Regions from separate parts of the Homo sapiens genome. Here region 1 is linked to region 2. A link is a loop called in an ENCODE intact Hi-C map of the cell type or tissue named here. Cell type or tissue: Caco-2. All regions are shown on one strand. Links, peaks and the distances in the headings refer to the core of each region. The heading gives the core; the rest is flanking DNA.

What was found. Peaks named below come from ENCODE experiments on the same cell type or tissue, not always from the same donor. Only the 100,000 strongest peaks of a DNase experiment are listed, where the experiment ranks them.
Region 1: a loop joins it to region 2, with 8 times the contacts of the local background. A loop is called at or near these places in 3 of 110 quality-filtered maps.

The regions. Positions count from the first base shown.
Region 1 is chr10:80,377,718-80,389,029 of GRCh38, forward strand. No RefSeq gene overlaps it. Among named protein-coding and RNA genes, the nearest start is that of PRXL2A, 25 kb to the right of the region's middle. In Caco-2, for the core only: a CTCF peak has its summit at 5,537; a DNase peak (open chromatin) is centred at 5,514.
Region 2 is chr10:80,251,888-80,263,199 of GRCh38, forward strand. It overlaps LOC100130698 (a long non-coding RNA gene), which reads left to right. Exons shown (of 6, transcript NR_136612.1): 6 at 397-3,521. Among named protein-coding and RNA genes, the nearest start is that of MAT1A, 32 kb to the right of the region's middle. RefSeq lists enhancers at 1,880-1,999, 4,465-4,965, 4,966-5,466 and a silencer at 7,626-7,920. In Caco-2, for the core only: a CTCF peak has its summit at 8,940 (motif pointing left); DNase peaks (open chromatin) are centred at 5,144 and 7,635.

The sequences.
Region 1 (11,312 bases), core at 1,922-9,921, 130 kb after region 2:
AACTATCTAAGGAGCTACTTTTCAACATATTGTCATTCAAAACTATAACAAAGTATCAGGTCTAAATATGCATCAAACTTTAGAAACTCCAGACAAAAAAGCAGTTGGCAACAAAGCTATCTAAAGAATAAATGAGAGGGTATAGCCCCTTCGCTCAATGAAGAATGGAGACAAAACAAGAATAAAAAACTGATGGACCAGGTGCAGTGGCTCACGCCTGTAATCCCAGCACTTTGGGAGGCTGAGGCGGGAGTTTGAAATCAGCCTGGCCAACATGGTGAAGCCCTGTCTCTACAAAAAATCCAAAAATTAACTGGGCATGGTGGCGCACGCCTGTAGTCCCAGCTACTCAGGAGGCTGAAGCAGGAGAGTTGCTTGAATCCCGGAGGTGGGGGTTGCAGTGAGCCAAGATCATGCCACTGCACTGCAGCCTAGGCAACAGAGCGAGACTCTGTCTCAAAAAAAATAAAAAGTAAAAAATCGAAACTTTTATTAGACTCAGCATCTACATGACTAGAAAGCAAGCTTCTCTTTTTAAAGGTATCTTTTCCTCCTGCCTAAATAGTATCCTTTAAGTACCTAAGGGAGAAGGAAAACATTGACATACCAGGAGGTTGCTGGGACCAACCTCGACCATCCGCCCTCACCGCTAGGGAGCAGTATCAGAGAGATGAGGGACAGATATGCAGGGGAGGAGCTCCAAGTTCGGTGAACTTTACTAAGCCCTGCCTGCTGACATTGCCTCTAAGGGTTTCCTTTTATATTACTGGCAGAATGAACTTCAGAATCTTGTGGTTTTCTACCCCAGCTTCCAATCTGCTTAGCATCTGACCTTTTCTTAAAACAAAGATCTAAACATTTCCTAAAACAACCTCCCAGAACAAAAGCAAGAACGCACAAACATGGACTGACAATTTTGAGGGCTGATTACAAAAAGAGTGCTTTGATTTGGTACAGTCATACCTCGGAGATACTGCAAGTTCACTGCAATGAAGCAAATAAGGCAATAAAGCCAGTCACGCACAGTTTTTGGTTTCCCAGTGCATGTAAAAATTATGTTTATGCTATATTGTAGTCTATTAAGCGTGCAATAGCATTATGTCTTCAAAAAAATATGCATATGTAATTTTAAAATACTTTTTTTGCTAAAAAATGCTAACAATCATGTGAATCTTCTCCGAATTGTAAATCTTTTTGCTGGTGGTGGGTCTTGCCTTAACATTGATGGTTGCTGACTGATCAGGGTGGTAGTTGCTGAAGGCTGGGGTGGCTATGGCAATTTCTTAAGAGAACAGTGAAGTTTGCCACATTTCATCCACAGTAGAACTTCTTTCAAAATTGGAGTCAATCCTTTCGAACACTGCCACTGCTTTATCAACTAAGTTTGTGGAATAGTGAAAATCTTTGTTGTCATTTCAACAGTGATCACAATGTTCATGAATCATAAATGTTCTGGATGGCATGTAGAATGGCGAAAACTTTCCAGAGGTTTTTAATTTACTTTGCTTGGATCTATAAGAGGAATCACTATCCATGGAAGCTATAGCCTTACAAAATGTATTTCTTAAATAATAAGACTTGAAAGTCAAAATTACTCCTTGATCCATGGGCTACAGAATGGATGTTGTGTTAGCAGGCGTAGAAACAACATTTACCTCCTTATACATTTTCACCAGCGCTCTCAGGTGATGAGAGGCATTGTCAGTGAGCAGTAATATTTTGAAATAAATCTTTTTGGCTGGGTACAGTGGCTCACACCTGTAATACCAGCACTTTGAGAGACTGAAGTGGGTGGATCACCTGAGGTCAGGAGTTCGAGACCAGCCTGACCAGGAGTTCGAGACCATGGTGAAACCCTGTCTCTAGTAAAAATACAAAAATATTAGCTGGGCATGGTGGCACATGCCTATAATCCCAGCTACTCAGGAGACTGAGTAAGGAGAATCATTTGAACCCGGGAGGCGGAGGTTGTAGTGAGCCAGGATGGTGCCATTGCACTCCAGCCTGGGCAACAAGAGTGAAACTCAGTCTCAAAAAAAGAAAAAAAAGAAAGAAATCTTTTCATCTGAGCGGTATGTCTCAAAAGTGGGCTTAAAACATTCAGCAAACCATGCTATAAACAGATGTGCTATCCAGGCTTTGTTGTTCCACTGATAAACACAGGCAGAGTAGATCTAGCATCATTCTTAAGGCCCCTAGGATTTTCAGAATGATAAATGAGTGTTGGCTTCAACTTAACATCACCAGATGCATTAGACTCTAACAAGAGAGTCAGCCTGTCCTTTGAAGCTTTGAAGCCAGGCATTGACTTCTCCTCCGTAGCCATGAAAGTCTTGGACGGCATCTTCTTCTTATAGAAGGCTATTTCATCTACATTGAAAATCTGTTGTTTAGTGTAGCCACCATCATCAATTATCCCAGGATAATTATTTTCAATTATTTTCTGGATAGCTTGCTGCAGCTTCTATATCAGCACTTGCTGCTTCACTCTGCACTTTTATGTTATGGAGATGGCCTCTTTCCATAAACCAGCCTCTGCTAGCTTCAAACTTTTCTTCTGCAGCTTATTCATCTCTCTCAGCCTTTACAGAATTGAAGAGAGGTAGAGCCTTGCTCTGGACTAGGCTTTGGCTTAAGGGAATATTGTGGTTGGTTTGATCTTCCATCCAGACCACTAAAGCTTTCTCCATATTCGCTTTCTTATCATTTGTGTGTTTACTGGAGCAGCACTTTTACTTTCCTTCCATAAACTTTCCTTTGCATTCACAACTTGGCTGTTTGGCACAAGAGGCGTAGCTTTCGGCCTGTCTTGGCTTTCGACATGCCTTCCTCACTAAGCCTAACCATTACTACTTTTTTTTTTTTTTTTTTGAGACAGGGTCTCGCTCTGTGGCCCAGGCTAGAGTGCAGTGGGGTGATCTCAGCTCACTGCAACCTCCACCTCCCAGGTTCAAGCAAGCAATTCTTGTGCCTCAGCCTCCTGAGTAGCTGGGACTACAGGCACCACCACGTCCAGCTAATTTTTATATGTTTAGTAGCCACAGGGTTTCACCATGTTGGTCAGGCTAGTCTCGAACTCCTGGCCTCAAGTGATCTGCCTGCCTTGGCCTCCCAAAGTGCTGGGATTACAAGCGTGAGTCACCATGCCCAGCCCATAACTAGCTCTTGACTTAAAGTGAGAAACACGTGACTCTTCTTTTCACTTGAACATTTAGAGGCCATTGTACAGTTATTAATTGGCCTAATTTCAATATTGTTGTGTCTTGGGGAATAGGAAGGCATGAGGAGAGGGAGAGAGATGAAGGAATGGTGTGTTGGTGGAGCAGTCAGAACATACACAGTATTTGTTGATTGAGTTCACCGTCACACACACAGTATTTATTGGTTGAGTTCACCATCTTATATGGGTGTAATTGTAGATAATTACAAAGTAACATCAGAGATCACTGATTGTAGATTCCTATAACAGATATAATAATAATGAACGAGTCTGAAATATTGTGGGAATTATCAAAATATAACACAGAGACACAAAGTGGGCACATGCTGTTGGAAAAAAATGGCACCCATAGATTTGCACAACACAGGGTTGCCACAGACCTTAATATTTATTTATTTATTTATTTATTTATTTATTTATTTATTTATTTTATTGAGGTGGAGTCTCACTCTGTCGCCCAGGCTGGAATGCAGTGGTGCTATCTCAGCTCACTGCAACCTCTGCCTGCCAAGTTCAAGTGATTCTGTTGCCTCAGCCTCCCTAGTAGCTGGGATTACAGGCATGCGCTACCACACCCTGCTAATTTTTTTTTTTTTTTGAGACAGAGTCTTGCTGTGTTGCCCAGGCTGGAGTACAGTGGCATGATCTCGGCTCACTGCAACCTCCACCTCTGGGTTCAAGCAATTCTCGTGCCTCAGCCTCCCGAGTAGCTGGGATTACAGGCATGCACCATCACGCCTGGCTAATTTTTTGTATTTTTAGTAGAGACAAGGTTTCACCATGTTGGCCAGGCTGGTCTTGAACTCCTGAGCTCAGACAATCCGCCTGCCTCAGCCTCCCAAATTGCTAGGATTACGGGCATGAGCCACTGTGCCCGGCCAGACCTTTAATATTTAAACAAAATGCAGTATCTGCAAAACAGAGCAAAGCAAAACACAATACAATGAGGTATGTCTGCGCTTAATTTCTTACACAAATCAGATAGGTAGGTAGATAGAACAAACGACATTACTGGGATTCATCATGGAAATGTTCCACTATGGCCATTATGTATCCATTAAAAGCAATAATGTAGAAAGATACAAATTTATAATATCAGGGTGTGTGTTTGTGTGTACTGGTGTGTCTATCCACAGAGAACTATCTGGAAAGATGGTCATTTGAGGACAGGATTACTATTGAATTTGTATTTTGTCATGCTTTTCTGTATCATAAAATTTTTTATAAAGATCATGAATCCCATATAAAATAAAAATATGTTTTTTCATTTGGGAAAAATTAATTTTTTAAGCAAAACTTATCAATATGAATCTGGACAGCTCAACTTCTTCATTTTCAAAAGTAGGAAATGTATATTTGTCACTCTGGCTTTCATCGTGACTGTTAACATGGTGTGCTAGAGTCCCATCTAATAGTTTTTGTGTTTCAACAGGATTCTTCCTTGCCAGCCTCCAGGATGGAAGAGTAATGGAGGGAACTCTCTGGTTATTTTCTCTACCTGTCCTCACTCTAGGAGGAAAATTGACCTCTCTGGTTGTTGAGATTGTTAGGTGACTGCAAATCTTGGGGTTGCATTCATATGCTGGGCAGAGTAAATGTATTAAAAGTAACACTTTTGTGTTTCTTTTTTTTTTTCTCTCCTTGGTCTCTTAAACCTGCTGGTATTTGTGAGGCTCACATTTGCAGCTTCTGTATCTACAATTTGATGGGAAAGTCAGTCTCCTGGAGGGAAATGAGAGACACTACCACATTCTTCGGTTTATCTGATTATCTAACTGAATATAATTCTAAATAAACTATTACTCTACTCAAATGCAGGAAGGAGAACCTATTGAAACTGTTCTCTTGTCATAAAATTGCCCTCGGGTTCATTATTGTAATTACCATTACCATTGCTCATGGCTATATTATGATCACGAATATAACAGTCATTAGCTAAATGCTTCTGACTTTCCTTCCAGGCATAGACCTTCATCACGCATCTCAAACTCAGGAAGTCAGTCTCTGGTTCTCCCACCCATGAACATCCATCTCCAACTTCCACTACTCCCTGTGACACTTAAATGAGATAATTCACATAGAGCACATAGAATTAGCATGCCTGGACCACAGGGACTCCCGATGGCATCAGCATTGGCTGCTGCTGCTGTCATGATTGTTGTTGCTGTGCTAGACCTGTGTAATTTTAAAGTTGTAGTTGTCGCTGCTAAGGGACAATTTCCTGCCACCTCTACTGTTTTTTTCTCTGCATTAACAAAAGCCCCAGCTGGTTTTCCTCCCACAGCCATGTGGTGGCACCAGCACTTCACAAATTTTCATCTGAAATAGGTAGTTTTTTTTGTTTGTTTTTGTTTTTTTGTTTTGGGGCAGATTCTCACTCTGTTGCCCAGGCTGGAGTGCAATGGCGTGATCTCGGCTCACTGGAACCTCCACCCCCTGGATTCAAGTGATTCTCCTGCCTCAGCCTCCTGAGTAGCTGAGATTACAGGCACCCGCCACCACGCCCGGCAAATTTTTGTATTTTTAGTAGAGAAGGGGTTTCACCTTGTTAGTCAGGCTGATCTCGAACTCCTGACCTCAGGTGATCCACTCACCTCGGCCTCCCAAAGTGCTGAGATTACAGGTGTGAGCCACTACACCTGGCCTTTTGCTTGTTTTTTAAATTGACAAATAAAAACTATACGTATATGTATATATATATATATAATGTACAATATGTTTAACATGTGCATTACCTAACATACTTATCATTTTTTGTGGCATGCACACTAAAAATGTTAACCATTTTCAAGTGTACAATACATTGTTTTTAACTTTAGTCACCACGTTGTACAACAAATCTCTGAATTTATTCTCCAATCTAACTGAAATTTTATATCCATTGACCAACATCTTCCCAACCTCCACTCCCATCCCAGCCCCTGGTAACTACCATTTGAAATGGATGGTTATTAATTGCAGCAGGACTTTCAGCAGGGATCCTGAGGTCAGGTCCATGTTTCTGCTTATACAAAGAGTCAGCCTAGACAATCAGATCTTCCATAACCTGTAGAAATGTTTCCTTTTTGTGTTTCTTTTTATGGGGATTTACTTAGTACTTAATCTTGTGTAAATCACCCCTGCTTTGGCCTCCATATTTCTCAATAATTATGCTAAGATAGTCTAAGTAAACCAAGGGGCAACTTGAAAATAATAATGGTTATGTATTGAGCACTTACCAGACACAGCCATCCCTCTGGAGCTTACAGAGTAGCTGGAAAGAGAGATAATAAGCAATAGAACAAATAAATTTGAAGTACTATATGAAAATAAGTCCAGAGTGTGGTAAGTACTATGAAGAAAATAAAGGGCCACAGGGAGAAGCCACATTGTTTCACGGTTAGGTCTATATTCATTTTGAGTTAATTTTTGTGAAAGGTGCAAGGTGTGTATTTAGGTTCATTTTTTACATCTGTGCATCCAATTGTTTACCACTATTTGTTGAAAAGATCAGGCCGGGCGTGGTGGCTCACGCCTGTAATCCCAGCACTTTGGGAGGCTGAGGCGGGCGGATCAGGAGGTCAGGAGATCGAGACCATCCTGGCTAACACGGTGAAACCCCATCTCTACTAAAAATACAAAAAATTAGCCGGGCGTGGTGGCAGGCGCCTGTAGTCCCAGCTACTCAGGAGGCTGAGGCAGGAGAATGGCGTCAACCTGGGAGGCGGAGTTTGCAGTGAGCCGAGATCGTGCCACCGCACTCCAGCCTGGGTGACAGAGCAAGACTCCATCTCAAAAAAAAAAAAAAAAAGAAAGAAAGAAAAGAAAAGATCATCCTTTCTGCAGTGAATGGCCTTTGTGCATTTGTCAAGGATCAGTCGACCATATTTTTGTGACCTATATATCTATTTAACCAATACCACACTGTCTTGATTACTATAGCTTCATGTAATCCTTGAAATTGGTGGTATTATGGGAGGCTGAGGCAGGAGAATGGCGTGAACCTGGGAGGCGGAGCTTGCAGTGAGCTGAGATCACGCCACTGCACTCCAGCCTGGGCTACAGAGCAAGACTCTGCCTCAAAACAAAAAAAAAAAAAAGAAAAAAGAAAAAAAAAAGAAATTGGTGGTATTACTACTTCAACTTTTTTCTTCTTCAGTGTTGTGTTGGTTATTTGAAGTCTTTTCCTTTCATATAAACTTTAGAATCTATTTGTTGATATCTACAAAATAGCTTTCTGGGATTCTGATTGGGATTGCATTGAATCTATAGTTCAAGTTGGGAATAATTAATATTTTAATAATATTGAGTCTTTCTTTGTTCCCTTTTTTTTTTTTTTTTTGATACAAGGCCCAGGCTGGAGTGCAGTAGTACGATCATAGTTGACTGAAGCCTCAAACTCTCGGCTTCAAGTGATCCTCCCACCTCAGCCTCCTGAGTAGTTGGAACTACGACTGGCTAATTTTTCAATTTTTTAGAGATGGAGTCTCACATTGTTTCACAGCCTGGTCTCCAATTCCTGGCTTCAAGCAATCCTCCCACTTTGGCCTCCCAAAAGTTTGGGATTACAGGCATGAGCCATTGCACCAGGCCTTCTTTCTTTTTTCAGAGACAGGGTCTTGTTCTGTTGCCCTAGCTGGAGTGCAGCGGTATGATCATAGCTCACTGCAGCCTCAAACTCCTGGGCTCAACAGATTCTCCTGCCTCAGCCTCCCGAGTAGTTGGGACTCCAGGCATGAGCCACCACACCCAGCTAATTTTTCAATTTCTTAGATACGGAGTCTCACTATGTTACCCAGGCTGGTCTCGAACTCCTGGCCTCAAGTAATCCTCCCACTTCAGACTCCTGAGTAGCTGGGATTACAGCCAAAAGCCACAGTGCCTGGCTTGTTACTGTTTTAATCCATGAGACGGAAATAGGTCTCCATTTATTTAAACCATCTTTGACTTAGTTCATCAGTATTTTGTACTTTTGCACATGTAGATCCTATACATATTTTGTTAGATTTTTATACTTAAGTATTTTTGGTGCAATTATAAATGGAATTTTTTATTTCAAATTCCATTTGTACATGGCTGGTATATAAAAAAGCAATCTTTTGTATATTCACCTTGCTGTACTCACTTATTAGTTTCAAGAGTTTTTTTGTTTTTGTGTTTGGTAGATTCTTCAAGATTTTTTTCATAGACAATCATGTCATCTGCAAATAAAGACAGTTTGTCTCTCCAATTTAAATATGTATTCATTTTATTTTCTTTTTCTTTCTTATTGCAGTAGCTAGGACTTTCAGTATAATGTCGAATAGGAGTGATGAGAAGGATATCCTTGCCTTGATCCAGATACTATAGAGAAAGCATTCATTCTATTTGCTACTTTTTTGTGGAGGACTTTTGTGTCTATGTTCATAAAAGATATTGGGCTATAGTTGGCTATATTGGCTATAGTTTTCCTTTCTTGTAAAGTCTTTATTTAGTCTTTATTTAGTTTGGCTAGTAAGATAATGCTGGCATGACTTTCTCAAGTATTTCTCCATACTCCCCTGGCTGCAACACTTCTAGCTTATTTTCCTGAAGTCTTGATTCCTGTTGACTATGTTTTTCCCCCTTAAGTGAGACAGAAAGGTTAGAGGAAACTAATGTTTCTTCTAACGTTATGGAATGTTAGAATGTTCTTTTCCCAACTGAGTGGAATGAATGTTCTTTTCCCAACTGAGATCAGCCTCTGCCAGAGTCTTTTCCTCTGAAGATTAGATCTCTGTTATGTAAAATATTCTGGGCATATTTCACGGGCATTACTCTTCTTCTCCACTTCAAGAACCACTAAACCATAAGGGGAACTTCCTCAAGTCTTCACCAGCGGTACCTTGTGTGTTTCTTGAAAATAAAGTCCATGAAAGTGTGGGGGCCAGCCGGGCGCGGTGGCTCATGCCTGTAATCCCAGCACTTTGGGAGGCCGAGGCGGGGCGATCACGAGGTCAGGAGATCGAGACCATCCTGGCTAACATGGTGAAACTCCGTCTCTACTAAAAATACAAAGAATTAGCTGGGTCTGGTGGCAGGCGCCTGTAGTCCCAGCTACTCAGGAGGCTGAGGCAGGAGAATGGCGTGAACCCGGGAGGCGGAGCTTGCAGTGAGCCGAGATCGCGCCACTGCACTCCAGCCTGGGTGACAGAGCAAGACTCCGTCTCAGAGGAAAAAAAAAAAGTGTGGGGGCCACCACTAAGACTGCAGCTGTAGATGTTTGTCCTTCTCACACTAATCCACACACTACCTGCAGTAATTCATCAGAATTACTACAGATGCTTCTGGACTCATGATGCCGTTATGTCCCAATAAACCCATCATCAGTTGAAAATATCGTAAGTTGAAGATGTATTTTATACATCTAATCTACCAAACATCACAACTTAGCCTACACTACTTTAAGTATGTTCAGAACACTTACATTAGCCCAGCACTGCAAGAGAGCATTGTGCCACATATCACTGGCCCTAGAAAAGATCAAAATTCAAAGTATGGTTTCTACTGAATGTGTGTCATTTTCACACCATTATAAAATCAAAAAATTGTAAGTTGAACCATTGTAAGTTCGGACCATCCGTTCTGAGGCATCACTGAGCTGGCTTCTGCTCCAGGTAAGGAGATCTCAGCTGGACTTCTTGGAAGAGCCTTTCTCTCCAGAACCCAGATGGAGATTTGGCCTCCAAACCCAGTTTTCTGATAGATCCAGAGAAAGTCATTGATTTTCCAGTTTCCCGTATTTTTCTTGTAAGGATGAGAGCGCTTCTAACCTTTTCATATATCAGAATTGAAATCAGAAGTCCTCTAGAGAGACCACTTTAGATAGAAGGTCAGGGAACACTGAAAGTGACATTAGAATTGAGCTCCAAAAATAAGCAGGAACACAACAGCCCTGCCAGGCAGGTAATGGTACCATTTTACAGACAACAGTCCTAGGGCTAGAGAGAGAAAGTGATTTTGCCAAGAGTCAAAGCCCAAGGCTTTGAAAGGGCCCAGCCGGCTTCAAAGTCAATCCTTTCTTCATTCCACCAAGCAGCCTCAAACTCGTAATGCAAAGGGAGAGGCTGGAGGAGCCATCTGTCTATGGAAATGCTCAAATATATTCAGAGACTTTGAAATTGTGCCTTCTGGCTGGGCACGGTGGCTCATGCCTGTAATCCCAGCACTTTGGAAGGCCAAGGTGGGCAGATCACCTGAGGTCAGGAGCTCAAGACCAGTCTGACCAACATGGCGAAACCTCATCTCTACTAAAAAAAAAAATACAAAAATTAGCTGGGTGTGGTGGCGCATGCCTGTAACTCCAGCTACTCGAGGGGCTGAGACAGGAGAATTGCTTGAACCCAGGAGAGAGAGGTTGCAGGGAGCCAAGATCGTGCCACTGCACTCCAGCCTGGGCAACAGAGCAAGACTGTGTCTCAAAAACAATAACAACAAAAAGAAATTGTGTCTTCTTTTAGTTTTGCCTCAAATAAGCAAATTGAGTTTAAAGCTAAGCAAGTGTGTTATGGTGACTAGAGCTCTGGGCAGGGAGCCAGGAGACCTCAGCAGTAGCCTGGCTCTAGCAGGAGATTGCTGGTGACTTTGGGGAAGTGCTTACTCTCCCTGGGTTTTATTTTTTTCATCCTTAAAATAAGAAATCATAGACAAATCACAGGAAGTTTTTTTTGCATAGTTTTTTTCTTTTTTAACAGGAAGTTTTGAGTAGCCTGAGAACATTGAATTTTTCCATTGAATATCATTCTCCTTTGCTGTCTGTAGGCCGAAGAGAGTTAACTCTGCCTCAAGGGAGAGATTATCCATGTGAACCTCAGCTCTGGTTCAGGTTCTGATGAAGGGTTTAGAGCAAGTCAGATGAAATAGGGTGCAGACAAGGACAAGTTCTCCACCTTGCTGGCACCCTAAAGGTACAAATTTTCTGGACAAATCCTGGCCTCTGGCCCCAGGTAAAGCCTCAGCATAGGTGATATTGACCATTCTCATTGTTGATGTGCTCATGGCCTTATTTAATTCTTCTTCAGTGCTCATCTCACTGAGGACAGCTATAAAGATGAAGCCAGGGAAAGAACAGAAGCCACTGTGCAGATCATCTTGG
Region 2 (11,312 bases), core at 1,830-9,829:
TCTCTGTTTATCTGATGCAAGGAACATGCTCCGGTGATGATGGTGAGGGAGGAATTAGGATAGACATAGACACCCCTGTGTCAGAAACATGCTTCTTTATTACTGGGTTATGACTCTGTCTTCCCAGGGACAGGCCCCAGCCTGCGTACATTTGCAGACAGAGTGGCGTGTGGGGATAGCAGTTTGTCCCCACGACTTTTCTTCACTCCCCTGCTGTTGGAAGGACTCAGTTGAAGGGACACTTTATGGCATTGATGCTGCCATTTTGAAACCTGGAGGAGGGAAAGGTGCAAGGGACTATCACCTGAGGCATAAGGTGCAGCTTGTGTTGGTTTTGGTGTTTTTGTGTCCATCATATTCATATATTTCAAAACATTTTCTCCTCCTGACTTGTAGGTCAATGTGGCTACAGGGAAGCCTCATCCTTTCTCAGAATGGCCCTACTTGCCCGATGTCATGGCTGGCCCTTCAGGACCATTGATGGGCTGCCAGCCGCCTCCTCTACCTGGGTGTTGTCTGGGAACTCAAACACTCCCTCCATCTGAAGGTTTTCTGGGACCTCAACAAACTCCTCCACTGGAGAGTCCTCTGGGAATTCAACCACCTCCACTCGACTGTCCTCTGGGAACTCAGCCACCTCCTGCACTAGAGAGTCCCCTGAAAACTTAACCACCTCCTCCACTCGATTGTTCTCTGGGGCCTTATCCAGCTCCTGCAGCTGTCAGTCCTCCAGGACCTCATCCACCTACTGCAGCTGCCTGTCTTTCCGGACCTCATCCACCACCTGCGGCTGTCAATCCTCCAGGACCTCAATCACCTGCTGCACCTGTTGGTCCTCCATGACCTCATTGACCCACGGCATGCATCTGACCTCATCCACCTCCTGCAGCTGTCAGTCCTCCGGGACCTCATTCACCTCCTGCAGCTGTCGGTCCTCCGGGACCTCATCCACCTCTCGAAGCTGGTGGTCCTCCGGAACCTCATCCACCTCCTGCAGCTGGTGGTCCTCCGGGACCTCATCCACCTTTTGCAGCTGTTGGTCTTCCGGGACCTCATTCACCTCCTGCAGCTGTTGGTCCTCTGGGACTTCATCCACACCCTGCAGCTGTAGGTCTTCTGGGACCTCATCCACCTCCTGCAGCTGTTGGTCCTCTGGGACCTCATCCACCTCCTGGAGCTGTAAGTCTTCTGGGACCTCATCAACATGCTACATGTGTCTGTCTTCCGGGACCTCATCCACCTCCTACAGCTCTTGGTCCTCCCAGACCTCATCCACGTCCAGCATGTGTCTTCCCTCCAGGACCTCATCCATCTTTTATAGCTGCCTTCCTCTAGGACATCATTTACCTTTTTGTTCTGTGAGGCCTCTGGGACCTCCGACTACATCTCCACTTAGTAACCTCTGGATCCTCAGCCACCCCTTCTACCTGGGTGGCGTCTGGCCCCTCAATAACCACCTTCACATGAATCTCCTCGGTTACTTCAATAATCTCCATTTGTGGTCCCTGGGACTTCAGCCACTTCCTCCACCAGGGTCTCCTCTAGTACATCTGCCACCTCCTCCACTTGGCTGGCCTCTGCTATCTGAACTCCTCCAGGACCTCAACCAGCTCCCCTACCCATTGTTGCCTGTAGGACCTCGACCACGACCTCCACATGTACTACTTGGTATATTTATCTGAACAGTATGAACTGAGTTGCAAAATGGATTCATCTTTCCCTTTCTGAATGAATAGAAATGTTACAGATTGTACTGCAGGGCTTTGCACTGGCTGAGGATGTGGTCACTTTGCTCAAGTTTCTGAGAGTACAAGTCAGTTGCATTATTTCCTCATCATGACCTTGGCAGAAGGTATCTTCTGTAGATGAGGAAAGAGTTTTTTTTCATTTTAAGGGGTGGGGGCAGAGTCTTGCTCTGTCACCAAGGCTGGGGTGCAGGGGTGCACTCCTGGCTCACTGCAACCTCCGTCTCCAGGGCTCAGGTGATCCTTCCACCTCAGCCTCCAGAGTAGCTGGGACTACAGGTGTGCAACACCATGCTTGGCTATTTTTATTTTTTAACTTTTTGTAGAGACCACGTTTCACCATGTTGCTCAGGCTGGCCTCAAGCTCCTGGAGCCATGCCATCTGCCCACTTTGGCCTCCCAAAGTGCTGAGATTACAAGTGTGAGCCACTGTGCCCAGCCAGAGGTTATTTATAGAAGCTAGAAATACAAGTTTTGCAGGCTTGTGTGGAACCTGGGCCATATGGCCAGCTCTGTGAGGGATGAGACCCATCCCTGGCTGGCAGGGCATCCTGTGTGCTGCAGCAGAGAGACCCACACTGAAGGGCACAGAGCTTCTGACCAGCCCAATGGAAACACAAGTGAAGGGACACAGGGTGCAGAAGGAGGAGACAGAATCTCCTGGGAGTAAACAGGAGGCTGTGGAAGAGAAAGCTGAAGCAGGGAGGTGTGACATGGGGGGTTGTTGAACTCAGGTAGAGCTGGAAGGCTGCTCCTAGCCAGGCAAGCAGCGTGAGCAGGAGCATGGAGGCTGCGGTGAGGGCCACACAGAGCTGCCATGGGAGCTCAGATACCACATTGTGCACAGGAAATTACCACCCCAGCACTTCCTTGTTGCCCTACAGCCTTTAGTCCATTATCGGTAGGAAGATGATTCTTTCCCTGGGTGCATGAAGGCTCTAGATCGGGGTGAATGAATGCCTAGAGGTCTGAAAATTTTAACTTGGTTCTGTCAGGGGAACCTGTCTCCCTGAGTTTTCACGGCCTAAGGAGACTAACAATGAGGATGGGTCTGGTTCAGTGGAGCTGCGGCCTTGGCCTTCAGAATGAGGCCAACTCTGGCTGGAAACTCAAGGCCAATCCTGAGCTGCTGTGACCTACTCTGATCTCCTGCACCCTCTCCTTCCCACCCACAACTCTCAGCTTTGCATCTCCCAACCTTGGCAGGCAAAATGCTTCCCCTTCCCTGTGTCTTTGCTGCCTAAGCCCAGACACCAACTCTCAGTAGAGCTCAGAGCCCCAGCTTTCTCAGAAATGAGCTGGGAATGATGCGATTATGAGGTCATGGTGAGGACAGGGAGACCAAGCTCATAAGGAAGGCATCTTGCAAAATAGCTGGTAGATGGTAGAGCCTCACCCCTCCCGCTGGTTAAATGAAAATATTTCCACTCAGAAGATCAGCAAAAGGTGTTCATTGAAGTTCATTTAATAAACCTTAGGGTGTAGCAGCTCAGGCTCTGGGATTTCCAGTTTCTCTTTCAAAAGATAAGGGAAAGCCCCTGTCTCCAAGATTAGAATTCAGATCCTTACGAGATGAAGAGATCCTAAAAATGCATACACAGTTAAACTCTGAGATTTGTATCTGTGATCTGTGGATAATTATTCTCCATGACATACAGACACAGATATGGCCACACACAGAAGTATTCAGCAGGGGCACAGATATTTCATAGAAGACAAAATGTATATTGGGCAAAAGAAGGTCACCTGGAAATAAACCGAAATCTTTTTACCTTACAGGATAATTTTGAAATTTGAAGAGTCTCCTGGGCCATGATATCTTGGAAAAGTCTCTACCATATTTGATGCTCCATGTCCCATGCTTCCTCCTCTCTCTCTCATTTCCAGTGTTTCCCTTTAGAAACATTTGCAGTCCTATCTTTCTGGGTGTCCGCTTCCTGGAGGACCAGTTCACACCCCAGGGTATACCAGGTGTGACTCCTCATACACTATTCAAACTCAGGCAGATACTGCCTTGCTGGACACAGAAGCAGGGTTACCCTTTGGGTAGTGTTGACTGGGAAGGGTCCGAGGGGGGCTTCTGGGGTGGGGGAATATCCTGTATCCAGCCACGGGTGGAGGTTGTGCTCATTCATTCTAGAAAGAGTCACTGTGCTCCTAGTGACTGCCAGTGGTGCCTTGTGAGCAGATAGACAGTAATACATCCCCATGAGGTGGCCAACTTCTGACAGGGAATAGAAGGGGGCCCAGCAGTGGCTGTGGAGCCTGTGAGGGGCCTCGCAGAGACTCAGGGTTTGTCAGAGCCCATTCCCCACTGAGCCAGCTGCCCTCGGTAGAACCAACTCCAGGCAGCTCTAAGGGAAGTTGAGCTGGGTGTAGACATTTCTCCATAAGTCCTGTGCCCCCCACCATCTTCCTGTAATTTTTAAATTGTGTGATAGGCAGAGGTCGGTGGTGAGAGGCTCACTGAGCAGGACTGGAGAGGAGTAGAGAACGCAGGGGTGAGTTCAGTCAGAGGATGAGACAGGCAGAGAGAAGAGAGAGAAGGGATGAGAGAGGGAGGGGAAGGACAGAGAGAAGGAGAAAGACAAGGAGGATAGAGAGAGAGGGGTTGAAACAGTGAGAGAAAGAGAGAAGGGAGAGAGAGAGAAGGTGGAAGGTGAGGAGAGAGAGAGAGAGAGATGGAGATGGGAGGATGGAGTCATGGAGAGAAGTTGATTTGGGCCCAGGGGGAGAAAAGGAAAGCTGGAAGAGACAAAGACAGAAGGACCCACAGTGAGAACCAAGGGAGTTGGAGGGAGGGAGATGTCCAGAGAGCTGGCCAGTGATCCACACACGGAGGGAAAGGCAGAGAAAAAAAGACAGAGAAGAGAGGAATGAAGACAGGAAACAAGAGAGATGGAGAGGACTGAGACAGGGAGAGGAGGCTGGAGAGAATCACAGAGAAACAGCACAATAGAGGTAGGGAAAGAGTTGTTGAGGACAGGGTCACAGAGAGAAAGGAAGGACAAAGAGGGAGGCAGAGAGAAGCAGAGAAAGAGAAAGCAGGGAACAAAAGGGTGAGCCTGCAGGAGGTGGAGGGGGGCAGATGGCCTGGGTGAGGGGACAGCAAAGGCAGGTAGTCCTGGGACTCAGGAGCCATGGGAGTTCTTGCACTCCAAGGCTGTGACCTCCTTAAGGCCCAGCGCCATGAAAGCCCATCACATGGGGACACGCAGGCCTCCCTTGTGGCTGGGTTGCTGTGTGGAGCCTCTGGGTCTGTCCCTGAAGCAAGGACTTCCAGGGGAAAGGGCTGCCCTGTCTCAGGTTTGCCTCCTCTGTGGGGTGGGGATCCCAGCAGCCTCCCTCGCTGCCTGGTCCCTGCTGCATTTCCCATCCTGGCCAGCTAGGTGGCTGTCAAGTCCCATACCTGGGAACCAGGCTGAGACCCTTTGTCCAGCCTCATCTGTTCTCACCTGGCTCCAGATTCCAGCCACAGCTCTGGCAAACAGTCCACACATGCTGGCTGTCACCAGATCCACATACCCCGGGTGGATTCCTGCCCTGTTCCCACAGGACAGCCCTCAACCAATGGAGACAGGAACATGGAGTTAAATGCTTCTCCCTTTTTCACTGAGAGAGAGACATGCACAGTCTGATGCACTTTCTTTCCTTCTTTCTTTTTCTTTCTTTCTTTTTTTTTCTTAAGACAGTATCTCGCTCTGTCACCCAGGGTGGAGTGCAGTGGTGTGATCTCGGCTCACTGCCCCCTCCGCCTCCTGGGTTCAAGCAATTCTCCCACCTCAGCCTCCCGAGTAGCTGGGATTACAGGCACCCGCTACCATGCCCAGCTAATTTTTCTATTTTTAGTAGAGACGGGGTTTCACCGTATTGGTCAGGCTGGTCTCAGACTCCTGACCTCGGGTGATCTGCCTGCCTCAGCCTCCCAAGGTGCTGGAATTACAGGCGTGAGCCACCGCGCCTGGCCATGATGCACTTTCTAGATGCTGTCCTAGAGATCACACTGGGTTAAGCCTCAGTTGCCTTCAATGTGGTCATCTCTACAGTATACCCTTAGCTTTTTTCTCCTCCTTTACTTTCCCAGACCCTCACTCTGCTCCCTGGATTCACTTTTCGAAATAGTCCTCCTGCTGCAAAGTCCTGGGCACCTGCCCTACTTTCAGCATTGGAAGGGGGGCCCAGGCTAAGACCATGAGGCCCCACTGTGGGGGCCCACAGCCCCGTTCCTCCCTCTATTCCCACCACAGTTCCTCCCTCCTGTCCCTCAGTGCTTCCTCGCCTTTCCCTCCAGCCCACCGTGAGATCCCAGGGGACGGAGCAGCCCCTTCTCTGCCCCAGTGCAGGGCTTGGCCTTAGCACACGGTCAGTCTGTGCTGGGGTGAAGTGGTGAATGAGTGAGTGGTTGAGTGATAATGCATCATCAGATCTGTCTTTTCCACATGTCTCTATCTCCACCCAGAACCAGTTTTCTCATCCACAAATAGGCATATGAGGTTGGGTGCTCCTAAACCCTGCAAAATTCAGAGCTGGCACAGTTGGGAACTGACCTTCCTTGACCTCACCTCACTTTCTGTATCTATAAAATGGGGTACCTGCCTCTAAGAGTAAAAAGGAGGCCTGGCATAGGGAAAGAAATTCTCTCAGCTCGAGCACCCAGATCATCCATCTTGCTCTCAAATACCTAATACAGGGGACCATGTTTTCTGCTATAATTGGTATTGGAGCTGGTACCATTTATTAAAGGCAATTCAGTTATGAAGCTTCATTTATTAAAACAGTGTAGTAAATGTGTATGTATGGACAGACAGATAAATATAATAGAAGAGCAAGTCCAGATGTAGACAGAAATCCATACAGAAATAGAGAATGGGACAAAGGAAGCATCTCAATGCAGGGTGCTCAGACACCTGGCCAAACATCTGAAAACTAAAAGAATAAAATTGGCTGGGCACAGTGACTCACACCTTTAATTCCAGCACTTGGAGAGGCCGAGGCAGGTGGATTACCTGAGGTCAGGAGTTTGAGACCAGCCTGGCCAACATGGTGAAACCCCGTTTCTACTTCTAATTTATGAGTTTAATTAGTTCACATTGATAAGGATAACAGAAATATTTGGGCTTATTGCTGCCATCTTTTGTGTTATACATATACCCTTGGGATGGATATTCCCAAGGGTCATGGACTGTGCTGTGGACCACACACTACGCAAGGCCATGAGACAGAAGCCAGGCCTGGAGGGACCTTCACAAAGGACCTTTGGGCCTGCTGGAGTGCAACTATGGCAAGTGACCACAGCGGAGACACTGGCCACTAGCCATGTCTGCTCCCACCACAAAGCCTCATCCAGGTAACCCAGCATCACTCTTCTTGGGGCTGTGCCCACTGCCCTGGCTCTGTCTGCCCATGGCCCTGCAAACATCCACAGGACAAACAAGGAATCTGTATGAAATCCCTATCGGCATCCATCCTGGTCCTAGGAACAACAGGAGTGTAGAAGGAGGAGGATTAAGAGCCTCAGCTCATATGACCTGTGGAAGATAGGACAGGGCCAGCTGGCTCTTCCCTATAGGGCCCAGTAGCACACAGCTACTCGAGGACACATGTTAGGGATAAATATGAACCTGGGGGCCAGGCGCGGTGGCTCACACCTATAATCCTAGCATTCTGGGAGGCTGAAGCAGGTGGATCACCTGAGGTCAGGGGCTCAAGACCAGCCTGGCCAACATGGCAAAATCCTGTCTGTACTAAAAATACAAAAATTAGCTGGGCATGGTAGTGTGTGCCTGTAATCTCAGCTACTCAGGAGGCTGAGGCAGGAGAATCACTTGAATCCAGGAGGCGGAGGTTGCAGTGAGCCGAGATTGCGTCACTGCATTCCAGCTTGGGTGACAGAGCAAGACTCCATCTCAAAAAAAAAAAAAAAAATGAACCAGAGAAGGGAGCAGTGCACTAACGCAGAAACCCACTACTGAGCTGGAGGGAAGCAAGAGGCCAGCAGAGAGCTGATCTACACTTTGATGTGGCTTTGCTGCATCTGTCATGAGGCCTGCACCCACCTACAGGTCCACTGTAGTCAAGGTAGACAGGTCAGTCTTAAACAGAGCATTACAGCGCCCTGGGAGGTGGGAGTCTCTGCCACAGGCGGGACATGGGCTAGTGTCCTCAAGCAGAAAGGCTCTTCAAGGTGCCATGCAAAGGTTGGCATCCAATCCCACAACCCTCTCCCAAAAAGAGGAGCATTTTGGCCCCCCAAAAAACTGTTTCTGGGTCAGTGGAGCCTGATGGCAGCCATCCCTCTCTCTACCACCGGAGGAAGAGCCAGCCACCCTTTTCCTTCCTTCATCAAGGTAACCAGCCATTAGCATCCAAGCCAAGGGGCAGGGGAAATACAAAGAACGCATATTCACACAAAATTTCACTCCATGCTTAACCAGGCTCTGCTCCTTATTGATAACGGTGACCCTGCAATGGGCCTCAGTTCTTACGTCTGTAAAACAGGCATAAACAGCTAGCTCCCAGCTGACAGACACTGGTTGCAGGAACGGCATGGGATAAGCACTCATGTGCATTATCCTTTCCGCCTAAGAAAAGTACTCCCCAAAAGGCTGTGCACAGTGGCTCATGCCTGTAATCCCAGCACTTTGGGAGGCCGAGGCGGGCGGATCACCTGAAGTCAGGAGTTCGAAATCAGCCTGGACAACATGGCGAAACCCCATCTCCACTAAAAATACAAAAATTAGCCAGGCAAGGTGGCGGGGGGTGCCTGTAATCCCAGCTACTCGGAGGCTGAGACAGGAGAATTGCTTGAACCCGGGAGGTGGAGGTTGCAGTGAACCGAGATTGCGTCACTGAACTCCAGCCTGGGCAACAGAGCGAAACTCTGTTTCAAAAAAAAAACAAAAAAGGTCCCCCCGCCCCGAACAAAGGAGAAAGGCAGAGCAGTCCCTGAGACAAGATGGGGCGCAGGCACACCAAGGCCCCCGGAAACCTGGTCAGAGTGTCTGTCCCAACTGGCCTGCCCTGTTCAGAGAGATGGAAAGCTGGGGAGAGTCTTGATCTCTCGGGGGCTCTGAACGGCCTCCTGGTGAGGGATGGGGGTCCCTGAGCCCTGAGGCTTATTATCCCCCATGGGAACACACAGAACTCCCTGGAACCCCCTCCTCTGTCCACAGGGAATGCGCGAGCCACCTCTGCCCTCTACTGGCTGAATTAAAAACTGCAGCCAATTGAAGGATGGGCAAATAAATGTCACACATCACTCTCCCTGTTCATTCATTCCTCATTCACGGAGAGCTGCTTTGTATCAGGTGCCAAGATAGGACGGGAGGCATAATTTTAATTCTCTGTGTCTCCAAGGCTGTATCTGCATGAATTCTCCTGTACTTCCCCTGCTTCCCAAAGGCCTGGTCTGACAGGAACAGTCTTCATCTTTTTTCAGGGCTGTTCTAACTGTCTCATCCTCATTTGTCCACAGAGGCCAGCTCAGTTCTGTGCCCCTGGAGAAGGCTGATGTGAAGCACTATCCATTGCTGAGCACTTGCTAGGTCCTAGGCACTAGCTAGACCCTTTCTGTCTACCATATCCCTCCCAAGCTCACTGCAAGGCACGGTCCATCTTCATTCCCTTGTAACAGCTAGGGAAACTGGGGCTCAGTGAGGTTCCACAGCTTTTCAGAAGTCGCATGGCCTGAAGATTCTAGAGCCTGCTTCAAACCTTGTTCCCCCTGACCCCAGAATCTCTGTTCAGGTTTCCCTGAAGATGCCAGAGTGTGTTCGGTCCACAATGACCACAGTTACGGACCAGGCCCAGCCTGGTCAGGCTCACCTGGCCTTTCACACTGCAAGGTGGACCTGGTCTGAACCTCAGGTCCTAGGACTGCTCACTATATCACCCTGAGGATCCAGCCTTGCTTTTTACCTATAAGGTGTGCATATCTATCCCTGGGCAGGCTTGATCCTGGCTCAGCATGGCATCCCAACCCCTAGTCCTCAAGCTGCAGACACCCCAGCGCTTCGCCCAGGCTGCCCTGAGGCCTTTAGCACACGCATTGTACAGATGGTGATGACACTGGGGCAGGCTTTTTACCCCAAATGAAGAATCTGAGGGCCCAGTAAGCCAGATGCGCTGGTGAAGAGGAATCCCAGCCTGTACCAACCTCTCATTGCCTTGAACAGCTAAGCTCAGTCCAGCTCTGGCCAGGACCCTTACAGCCAGGGGGCAGCAGCCCTGCTGGGCCCAGACCAGGAGCCACCTACCCTTTAGAATGTCAGCACAGTCAAACCATTCTTTTACATTTATGGAGACTGACAACTAGCCTCCACTGTTGTCTTATCACTGAGCAACACAGAAGCATTGGCAGAGAGGAAGTGTTCTGATATTTCAAATGTTTCTGGTGGTCGAAATGCTCCCAGATAATAGCATAGTTTTGGAAATAATGGACTACATCATAAAATTAAAATTAACTCCTTCTGTTTTCTAGAACTTATAATGAGAATAATTTAAATAACCATTATTTACCAAATTTTATTCATATATGTATAATACTATTGATGTATCATTTGAGGAAAAGTAAAGCACATATAAAAGAGGCTTTTAAATTAAAAACAAATATAAGGGACTTTTAAAAGTTTGTGGGAAAATGAAATTAAAAGACAAGAATAAAAAATATAAACTTTATTTCTCTCAAGTTCTATCAAGGTCAAGACACTTTTGTAAGTGATGATATCGTCCATTTTGTCCATCTCCAAAGAACTGAGGATCCTGGGAATTTAACCATGTCAAGGCAGTCTTTTTTACATTATTAAATGGAGAAAAACGGGTCTCCTTTAAATAATTTCTTAAGATTAGGAAACAAAAAGAAGTCATAAGGAGCCAAATCAGGACTGTAAGGTGGATACCTAGTGATTTCCCATTGAAACTCGCAAAATTGACCTTGTTTGATGAGAGGAATGAGCAGGATCATTGTCATGATAGAGAACTCTCTGGTGGAGCTTTCTTGGGCATTTTTCTCCTAAAGCTGTGATTCTCTCAAAACACTCGTAATAAGCATATGTCACTGTTCTTTGGCCTTCCAGAAAGTCAACAAGCAAAATGCCTTGAGCATCACTGAAAATTGTTGCCCTGACCTTTGCTCTTCACCTGTCTGCTTTTGCTGTGACTAGGTCACCTCTGCTTCTTGGTAGCCATTGCTCTGATTGTGCTTTGTCTTCAGCATTGTACTGGGAAAGCCAAGTTCCATCTCCTGTTACAATTCTTTGAAGAAATGCTTCAGGATCTTAATCCCACTTGTTTAAAATTTTCATCTAAATCTCCCCTCCTGTCTGCAGTTGATCTGTCCATGGTGTTGGGTCTTTTTCTGCTGTTCATCATTGATCCTCTTCAATTATGGCATGAAGAAGATGAATATTTTTCCTTACAAATTGATATGGATGGTCTACCGCTGTGGACTTCATCTTCCACATAATCTTGTGGTTTTTTTTTGTTGTTGTTTTTTTTTTGAGATGGAGTCTTGCTCTGTCACCCAGACTGGAGTGCAGTGACATGATCTCAGCTCACTGCAACCTCTGC